Linked DNA regions of Homo sapiens: region 2 is linked to region 1. Evidence: read pairs that join two places in POLR2A ChIA-PET (ENCODE). Cell type or tissue: PC-9. All regions are shown on one strand. Each heading gives the region's core, and the rest is flanking DNA. Links, peaks and the distances in the headings are about the cores only.

What was found. ChIA-PET counts read pairs that join two places held together with the same protein. Peaks named below come from ENCODE experiments on the same cell type or tissue, not always from the same donor. Only the 100,000 strongest peaks of a DNase experiment are listed, where the experiment ranks them.
Region 2: POLR2A ChIA-PET joins it to region 1 with 11 read pairs; 4 of 35 experiments call an interaction of 5 or more read pairs at or near these places.

Annotation. Positions count from the first base shown.
Region 1 is chr3:57,066,409-57,071,785 of GRCh38, forward strand. The region is part of intron 1 of SPATA12 (spermatogenesis associated 12); the gene reads left to right. It also overlaps a transcript of ARHGEF3 not described here. Among named protein-coding and RNA genes, the nearest start is that of SPATA12, 8.4 kb to the left of the region's middle. RefSeq lists an enhancer at 2,302-2,681. In PC-9, for the core only: no CTCF peak of the experiment used is centred there; a DNase peak (open chromatin) is centred at 2,233; H3K4me3 peaks cover 615 bases; H3K27ac peaks cover 4,849 bases.
Region 2 is chr3:57,146,177-57,151,553 of GRCh38, forward strand. All of the region lies in intron 1 of IL17RD (interleukin 17 receptor D), which reads right to left. LOC105377101 (a long non-coding RNA gene) reads right to left here. Exons shown (of 2, transcript XR_940865.3): 2 at 2,291-4,320. Among named protein-coding and RNA genes, the nearest start is that of IL17RD, 16 kb to the right of the region's middle. In PC-9, for the core only: no CTCF peak of the experiment used is centred there; no DNase peak of the experiment used is centred there.

The DNA.
Region 1 (5,377 bases), core at 224-5,223:
CCGCCACCATGCCTGGCTTAATTTTTGTATTTTTAGTAGAGACGGGGTTTCACCATGTTGGCTAGGCTGGTCTTGAACTCCTGACCTCAAGTGATCCATCCGCCTCGGCCTCCCAAAGTGCTGGGACTATTGGCGTGAGCCACCGCGCCCAGGCTTTTGCCTTTTTCCTTTCTTCTGAACAACCTCAAACAGTATTTTACCCACTGTGATGATTAATTTTATGTGTCAACTTGGCTAGACCATGGTAACCAGCTATTTGGTCAAACATTCTAGACATTTCTGTGAAGGTATTTTTTAGATGAGATTAACATTTAAATCAGTGGACTTAGAGTAAAGCAGATTATTCTCCATGATGTGGTGGGCTTTATCCAATCAGCTATAAGCCTTAATAGAAAAAGACCGACCTCCCAGAGCAGGAAGAATTCTACCCAGAGAGCCTTTGGGCTCACTGCAACTCTTCCCTGGGTCTCCGGCCTGCCAGTCTACCTTGCTGATTTTTGACTCACCTGGCCTCCACAATCACATGAGCCAATTCCTAAAAATCAACCTCTCAATAGATAGATGAGCGATTGATTGACACACATCCTGTTGGTTCTGTTTCTCTCCAAACCCTAATACACACCCAAAATAAGTGATTTTCCAATAGAAATTGTCTGTAAGGACCTGTACTTGCATGAAATTTCAAGTCACCAGATAAATGAATAAAAATATATTTTTTAAAAACCACAAAATATGGCAACCCAGAAAGAATAACATTTGTCGGCCAGGCGCGGTGGCTCACGCCTGTAATCCCAGTACTTTGGGAGGCCAAGGCGGGTGGATCACAAGGTCAGGAGATCGAGACTATCCTGGCTAACACGGTGAAACCCTGTCTCTTCTAAAAATACAAAAACAAAATTAGCCGGGCGTGGTGGCGGGCGCCTGTACTCCCAGTTACTCGGGAGGCTGAGGCGGGAGAATGGCGTGAACCCAGGAGGCAGAGCTTATAGTGAGCCAAGATTGCGCCACTGCACTCCAGCCTGGGTGACAGCAAGACTCTGTCTCAAAATAATAATAATAATAATAATAATAATAATAATAATATTTGTCTATATACTGATCAAAGCTATCATAGTAGATATATTTGTTTTCAAATGCAACTTTAGGGTGGGTGCAGTGGCTCACACCTGTAATCCCAGCACACTGGGAGGCTGAGGCCAGAAAATCACATGAGGCCAGGAGTTTGAGACCAGCCTGGGTAATACAGAGAGACCCAGTCTCTACAAAAAATTTAAAAAATTAGCCGGCGTGAGACCAGGCACGGTGGCTCATGCCTGTAATCCCAGCACTTTGAGAGGCCGAGGCGGGCGGATCATGAGGTCAGGAGATCGAGACCATTGGCTAACACGGTGAAACCCCGTCTCTACTAAAAAAAAAAAACAAAACAAAAAAATTAGCCAGGCAAAGTGGCGGGCTCCTGTGGTCCCAGCTACTCAGAAGGCTGAGGTAGGAGAATGGCGTGAACCTGGGAGGCAGAGCTTGCAGTGAGCCAAGATCACACCACTGCACTCCAGCCTGGGCGACAGAGCAAGACTCCGTCTCAAAAAAAACAAAAACAAACAAACAACAACAAAAAATTAGCCGGTGTGGTGGCATGCACCTGTAGTCCCAGTTACTCTGGAGGCCAAGGCAAGAGGATCACTTGAGCCCAGAGGACACTAGACACGCATAGGGTAACTATTGTTTCACCAAATAATTCAGATATGCGCGCACACACACATACACACACACACACACACACACCAGGTTACCAGGTTGCAGTCTATGTTTTACAATAGGTCACAGTCAAAAACATGGGAGAAGCCACCATACTCCACCACACAATAAATGCTTAATAAAATTTGGTAGCATCATCATTCTTATCTCACTCTAAAAGGTAATACGTTCATTTTCTTCATTAGCATTTATTATCACAATAAAATAGAGCTTCTAACACATTTATCAATGCTGCCACTCACTGCAGTGCTGTTTAAGAGTCATTGCACCTCCCTAAATTAACTTGCCAATTCTCTCGCCTCAAAAGGACTCAGGCAATCATTTAAATAATTTCTGACTCACAAAGCTGGCCAAGGATTAGCGAGGCCCTGCCCAGCCCAGAACACATGAAATGTGAGTGATTTGTTAAGAAAACCATTTGAGTTTGCAAGACTGCACAGGGCTTTTATAAAACTAAAGCCATGCTGGAGAGAAACAGTCCTCCCCACCCCCTTGGGAGATGTGTCATAGAGATAGGTCACACAAGGTCAGCCAAGCTGTACCTTCTGAGACTGGGCAGGAACTGAAGCGCCAAACCTCAACTGTGTAACGTGCTTCCTTGTTTTGGGGTTAGGTTATATCATTGTGTTTTTCCCCTAACTTTCCATGTGCACACACACGCACACACCCCCCTCACTAAAGGATGGAAACAAAATCCCTATGAACTGCCGGTTCCAACAACTTAAATAAGGGAATCTGCTAAGGCAAAAGATCTGATTTTTTTTTTTTTTTTTTCTGAGACCGAGTCTCGCTGTATCACCCAAGCTGGAGTGCTATGACGTGATCTTGGCTCACCGTAACCTCTGCCTCCCAGGTTCAAGCAATTCTCTGCCTCAGCCTCTCTCTAGTAACTGGGATTACAGGCACTCACCACCACGTCTGGATAATTTTTGTATTTTTAGCAGAGACGGGGTTTCACCATCTTGGCCAGGCTGGTCTTGAACTCCTGACCTCGTGATCCACTTGCCTCAGCCTCCCAAAGTGCTAGGATTACAGGCGTGAGCCACCACGCCTGGCCTAGATCTGAGATTTTGAAGACCTCAAAACATATATTCTATTGCATGTAAGTTTCTCTTCTCCCAGAAACAAACTAAAAACACAGTCCAAATTCATGCTTTTTTAAATTGCTTTTTTGAAACAACTGCAATAAATAACTCTAATCTCTGTCTCTCAAACACACACACACACACACACACACACACACACACATTGTTTGTTTAAAATGAGAGCTCCTCACCCCAGATGAGTTGAGGTATGAATGGATTTGAAGTTTCAAATGTAGTTTCCCAGGTTGTTCTTTAAGTTTAGAAAACAAGGTTCCAAGTGATACAAATATAGGCACTCCATTTTTTATTATTTCTTTCTTGAAAATAAAATCATGTATTTGTGCTGTGCCAAAGCATTACATCTGGAACACATAAGTACATGTCAGGGTGTAAACTAAGCTTTTTTTTTTCTTTTGAGACAGGGTCTTGCTCTGTCGCCAAGCTGGAGTGCATTAGTGTGAGCACAGCTCATTGCAGCGTCAAACAACGGGGCTCAAGCTATCCTCCCACCTTAGCCTTCCAAGTATGTGGGACTACAGACATGTGCCGTCACACCCAACTAATTTTTAATTGTTTTATAGAAATAGAGTCTCGCTTTGCTGCCCAGGCGGGTCTCAAACTCCTAGCCTGAGGCAATGCTCCCACTTCAACCTCCCAAAGTGCTGGGATTACAGGCATGAGCCACTGCGCCTGGCCTAAACTAAACTTTTAATATGTGATATTACTCCCTTTTTATTTTTATTCCATTCTTCAAACTATGATGTGAGTGAATTGGGGGTGAGGGGCTAAGATTGTTTTAGCAGCAGAACTCTTTCCTCAAATGAAATTGTACCCCTTTGCCCAACAGATAAAACAAGATAAAATGGAGCCTGGCTTCAATTCTCCTATCACCACCTGGTGCCTCCAGGGCTGTGGGGTCTCCCAGTTCCCACCACACTTCTCCAGGCATGAAGCAAGGGGTTATGGGAGTATCTTAGAGATCTCCATCCCATCCTTAGCATGAAGGAAAGCCAGATCTGTCATATGTGTGTCCAGGTGCCAGATGCACTCCCATTTCACAAATTCAGGAGTTAAATGTCTTACCCAAGCCTTAAATTAGACACTACAGTATACTGTGTTACTTTCTTCAAAAAGGAAAGAGACATTTACATCGCTGGAGTTTTGTCTGTGCAGTTTGATGGATGGGTCTCAGAGTGCCTACTCAGCAGACTCAATGACTAGGGAAGCTGAGTGAGCAGTGCCACCAGCAAAAAGGAATTTAGGTTCCACAGTTAATATTGTTAAGATGGCAAAACTCCCCAAGTGATCTACAGAGTCAATGTAACCCCTGTCAAAATCTCAGGTCTCTTTTTGCAGAAACTAACAAGCTGATCCTAAAATTCATAGGGAGATCCAGAACAGCCAAAATAATCTAGAAAAAGAAGGTCAGGCTGGGCACAGTGGCTAACACCTATAATCCCAGCACTTTGGCAGGCCAAGGTGGGAGGACTACTTGAGCCCAGGAGTTTGAGACCAGCCTGGGTAACACAGCCAGACCCAGTCTCTACCAAAAATAAATAAATAAAAATTAAAAATTAGCTGGGTATGGTTGCACACATCTGTAGTCCCAGCTACTTGGGAGGCTGAGGTGGGAGGATTGCTTGAGCCCAGGAGGTCGAGGCTACAGTGAGCAGTGATCATGCCACTGCACTTCAGCCTGGGTGACAGAGCAAGACTCTGTCACAAAAAAAAAAAAAAAAGAAAGAAAGAAAGAAAAAAGAAAAAGAAGGACAAAGTTGGAGGATTCATACTTCCTGATTTCAAAACTTACTACAAAGCTATAGTAGTCAAGACAGTATAGACAGCAATACTGGCATAAGGATAGACATATAGATGAATGGACTAGAATTGAGAATGCAGAAATAAATGCTTACATTTATAGTAAATTGATTTTTGACAAGAGTGTCAAAACAATTTAATGGGGAAGAAGAGTCTTTTCAACACATGGTTCTGGGACAACAGGATTTCCATATGCAAAAAATGAAGCTAGACCCCTACCTCACACCACATACAAACATCAAATCAAAACAGATCAAAGTTCTAAATCTAAGAGCTAAAACTATAAAACTCTTATAAGAATATATAGGCATATGGCTGGGCGTGGTGGCTCATGCCTGTAATCCCAGCACTTTGGGAGGCTAAGGTGGGCAGATCATGAGGTCAGGAGTTCCAGACCAGCCTGGCCAACATGGTGAAACCCCGTCTCTACTAAAAATACAAAAATCAGCTGGGTGTGATGATGCACACCTGTAGTCCCAGCTACTTGAGAGGCTGAGGCAGGAGAATCATTTGAAACCGGAAGGTGGAGGTTGTAGTGAGCCGAGATCATGCCACTATACTCCAGCCTGGGTGAAAGAGCAAAACTCCATCTCAAAAAAAAAAAAAAAAATATGCCTTAGGCATAAGTTTTCATGACCTTGCATCAGGCAAAGGTTTCTTACGTATGACACCAAAAGCACAGGAAACCCAAGAAAAATAGATAAATTGAACTTCACCAA
Region 2 (5,377 bases), core at 138-5,137, 80 kb after region 1:
TGGTAAGTCAGGAAGACTCACTAATCAATAATTCTTAGACTTACTAATCAATAATTATTTTAAATTCTTACTTTAAATTCTTATTTATTCACTTAAAACATCTTCCCTAACACTCTCTACTAAGCGACATTTCGCCCACACCTAGCTTTAATATTTCTAGACTTAAAGGCACTAAAACATACTCAGAAGGTAAATCACCAGGTGAAAGATTTAGTCCTTCTCTAAAAAATCCAAAATCAAACAAGTATAAGCTACCACCAAAATAACAAAGGTAAAGAAAAATTATACTTGGGGCTGGGCGCGGTGGCTCATGCCTGTAATCCCAGCACGTTGGAAGGCCAAGGTGGGCAGATCACCTGTGGTTGGGAGTTCGAGACCAGCCTGATCAACATGGAGAAACCCCATCTCTACTAAAAATACAAAATTAGCTGAGCGTGATGGTGCATGCCTGTAATCCCAGCTACTCAGGAGGCTGAAGCAGGAGAATCGCTTGAACCCAGGAGGCAGAGGTTGCGGTGAGCCAAGATTACGCCACTGCACTCCAGCCTGGGCAACAGAGTGAGACTGCATCTCAAAAAAAAAAAAAAAAGAAAGAAAAAAAATTATATAAACGTCAATATTTCGTGTGTGTGTGAGAGGTATTCTTTTTTTTTTTTTTTTTTTTAGATGGAGTCTCTGTCGCCCAGACTGGAGTGCAATGGCACAATCTTGACTCACTGCAACCTATCTATGCCTCCTGGGTTCAAGCAATTATCCTGCCTCAGCTTCCCGAGCAGCTGGGATTACAGGTGCCCAACAACCATGCCCGGCTAATTTTTTTTTTTTTTTTTTTGTATTTTTAGTAGAGACAGGGTTTCACCACATTGGCCAAGCTGGTCTCAAACTCCTGACCTCAGGTGATTCGTCCACCTTGGCCTCCCAAACTGATGGGATCATAGGCTTAACCCACCTGGCTGATAAATGTCAATATTATTAGGATGGAGAAGAATGAGTACATGTATACTGCTGATAAAAAGACTGCAGCCAGTCACTAAGCAGTTACCATGTGGCCAGGCACAGAGCTGGATGTTTTAAAAACAGTATCTTGCTTACATCTTAAAACAAACAACAACCCTGGGAGATGAACTATTAATAACACATTTTACAGATGAAGAAATAGCCTCAGGGAAAAATTTGCCCAAGGTCTCAATAAATGGTAGCAAATGGTGGAGCTGGGATTCGTGAAACAAACCTATTCTTTTCTCAAAACACAATTCCTCCCAGTAAACTGGTTCAGTCATTATACAGGACAAGCTGGTAAACATGTATGAAATGAGAGCCACAAATCCTTTGACCCAGTAATTCCACTTTGGGGAATAAATGCCAAGGAAATAAACCAAAACGGCAAGGGAGATGGGCAGGTAACCCATCTGTATGAAGATGTTCATAGCAGCTTTGTAACAGTAATAACTCGGAAACAGCCCAAATGCCTCATCAAATGTGGGGACAGGACTGGCAAAAAGGGGAGGGGAGCTTACTACATGAACATATCATATGGCCACTAAAAGTGACATGTCTGTGCACTACATCAATACATGGAAATATCTTTGGAAAACAAACATAAGTAAAAAATAACCATAAATAAATAAAACACAGTGATTATAGCAGCTATGCAACAAGATCTGTTTGTGTGTTCAAGGGTAGAAGAATCAGTATGTAATGGAGCTTAATACTCAGTAAGCTTCATTTTTCTTATAAGGTTGAAGTAACCAATTTGTAAAGGCAACACAAGGAAACTCTCCTTAGAGATGTTATGATCCATCCAGGATGTTCTCTTCCTGATCGAAAGAAGTCAAGTTTTCATATAAAAAATAAAGAATGTTGGGCACGGTGGCTCACACCTGTAATCCCAGCACTTTGGGAGGCCAAGGTTGGGGGGGGGGGGGGGGCGATCGCTAGGTCAAGAGTTCAAGACCAGCCTGACCAACACAGTGAAACCCCGTCTCTACTAATACAAAAATTAGCCAGGTGTGGTGGCGCACGCCTGTAATCTCAGCTACTCAGGAGGCTGAGGCAGGAGAATCGCTTGAACCCAGAAGGCAGAGGTTGCAGTGAGCCAAGATGGTGCCACTGCACTCCAGCCTGGGCAACAGAGCGAGACTCTATCTCAAAAAAAAAAAAAAAAGAAAAGAAAAAAGGAAAGAAGACCCACTAATTTTAAACCTACCTCCCCATTTTTACGCTTTCAAGTCAGTCCTATTTTTAAATCAGATTAACAAAACCTCCAGTTATAAGACCATAGCTCACGAAATTTTTTGTTACCCATTTAGCAAATTTATTTAAGAACACATATGTTTACAAATTGGAACATTCTTTCTGCCACCATTTGGTTTGTACTAATAAAAGTCCACACTCCCTGAATCTCATTCTTTTATAACACATTTGGAAAAGTAACACTAAGATAACATAAATCAATGGGGGTCGAGGAGGTGGGTTTAGGAGCGTCTGAACACAAGCCAAGGTAAAGGTCATGTGCTCAAAGCATAAAGCAGGAAGTTTATGCCTAATTGCCTTTTTTATATGCTCTCCTTCCCCAAAAAGGAATACAATATGCCCACACAGATTCTTCATCACACTCTGTCTAGGGAGGCAGGTGGGCCCAGTGAAGCCCAGAACATCCCCACCTCTCTGCACTGAGCTCACCTGGCCCCTCTGATGGCTTCCTGTATATCCTATCACTGCAGAAGAATGGGAGCATAATTCAAGAGCATCCCAACTAACCTCTGCACCTTTTAAAATGAACAAGGTTGGAAGGTTGGGGAAGGAAGTGGGCCAAAGATGGTGCTATCTTTGGAGAAGAAAAAGCAGATTCCTGGCCAGGCGTGGTGGCTCACGCCTGTAGTCCTAGCACTTTGGGAGGCCAAGGCGGGCCGATCATCTGAGGTCAGGAGTTCAAGACCAGCCTGGCCAACATGGTGAAAAATACAAAAATTAGCTGGGTGTGGTGGCACTTGTCTGTCATCCCAGCTACATGGGAGGCTGAGGCAGGAGAATCGCTTGAACCCAGGAGGTGGAAGTTGAAGTGAGCTGAAATCACGCCATTACATTCCAGCCTGGGTGACAAGAGCGAAACTCCATCTCAAAAAAAAAAAAAAAAGCCGATTCCTTCACTCGGCAGAATTGTCCTCTGCCTGGGCAGATCTCAGGTGAGTCTTCATCCCAAGGTTCCTTCTTCTCTGTACTTACCCATATTGGTAAGTCCTGTCCATGTTTCCATTTTACCCAATGTTTGGGATGACTTACTATTGTCCCTCGAGTATAAAGTACCACGGTGTGCATCCTGCACAGAGCCAAAGCTCCATGATATCACCATGTCTACCTTTGAGGGTGAGCTGTCCAATAGGGTAGCCTCTAGCCATGTGTGATGATTTAAATTTAAATTAAGTTTAAGTAAAATTAAACATTCAGTTCCTTAGTTGTGCTAGCCACATTTCAGGTACTCAGTAGCCAAAAGTGGTTGATGGTTACTGAATTGAACGGTGCTGGGAAGAACATTTTTTGTCACAGGAAGTTCTGTTGGATAGCACTGGGCTAAAGAGTTCAGCACCTGCCCACGCCTGCCTCTGCAATAACAGGTGACACTCTCTCATAGCTGGGCAGCTCTTCCCAGCTGTCACCAGGCACCACAGGCCATCTCAACTGACACCTAGATAACTCAGTTTCACCTGGGCAGCATATTTATTTTTATTTACACAGTACAATTGACAGTTTTTGGTGTATGGGTCCACAAGTTATATGCATATATATGTATGTATCCACTGCTATAATCAGTATACAGAACAGTCCCATCAACCCAAAAAATTCCCTTGTACTGCCCCTTGGTAGTCAAGCCCTCCCTCCATCCCTCCAAAACCCTGGCAATCACTAATCTGGCAGCTTTTTTAAAAACTCAGATTCCTGGCCTTCCCCTGGAAATCCCACTTAAGCAGGTCTGGGGTGAGGCCCGGAATCTCCCCCCACTCCAAGAATGCTCCTCAGGTGATTCTGGTGTTCAGCCAGGTTTGGGAATCTTTGGGGTAATTGCCTAATCTGAGTTTAATTTAATTATCTCCAAAGTGCTGTCTAGTCTCGCCTCTTTCCACCCCCCATTAGTTGCTTTGTTGCACATGGCAGCCGTCCATCTGAGACAGGGTGCTTGGAAGGCAGGGCAAGCCCGACTGCTGGGGGCATGGGCAGGGTAAGAACTCTGCAGCTCCGGTTTCTGGCAGAGAGAGGCCTCTCCGAGTCACAAGGATTCTCATCTTAATCCCTTCCTGGCTCTTTGTGCCATGGAATCCTCATCTGGAAAAAAGGGAACCACATCAGAAATAATTGTCTACCTCCGAGGCTTGCTGGGAAGTGATGACTTAGGTAACATGTTCAAAGGCTGGGCAGTCAGGACGAAAGGTACACTGTCCCGGATATGTCATCGCCTCACCAGATTTCCTCTGGATGGAACTCTCCTCACCCTCTTTACCTGATGGATGTGAGAGATCGGGACTCAAATTACAATAAAATTGCAGACTTTTTGAAAATAAACAAAAACTCAAAATATTTTTTCCTCCTAAATTCATGATCCCAAGGGTGAGGTACCAAATTCCATTTTTAAAGAGGAATTCAGAAGAGTCAGCATCTTCTCAGAAAACCTCCTCTGCTCAGAAAGTAAACAATTACGAAGGGGGCCAAAACTTGAGTTTAGCCATTCTCCTCTGGCTTGCTCCTGCTCTGCTGAGGATTCCTGGAAAACACTTTGAAAAGTTTAAGATGATCAAAGAAAAGGCATGGCCAACACAAGAAATGCTATCATTTAATATCACATGTTTATTTAGCCCCTCCAAGCCAAAGAGGGAAGATTGTTTGAAAGGGAGAGAATGCCTGCTTAATCAACTAAAAATGCATTCATTACTATGCTATTCACTGCGGCTTTCCTGAAATCAGACACTTTTGCCCCTAGACCATAAGATTGAAGCGATTTGAAATGAAAATATTTCCTGTCCACTGCTTGCCAGTTTCTAGCCCCAGAGTGATATAACAGATGACATCCAGTACAATAAATGCTTTTATTAACCATAAATTTGAGACTGCTTTAGGGATTTGAAGTGTTGGGTTTCATGCTGAAAAAATGTAATGTTATCCACAGACCATCAGTGAGTAACAAAAACAGAGGCACAGGTTATGCTACTTTGATCAAATTATGGCAAAAAATTGTCTTTTGCATTTAAAATAGTAGTTGCATTCAGGGCATATCTTCAAGGAGCACCACAATAATTTAATCATATGTCTTGGAGAGTTTCATGGAAATTCATCCTGAGTGCAAATTTATAGAACCAGCAGCTTCTGTTAAACAGATAGGAAGCTC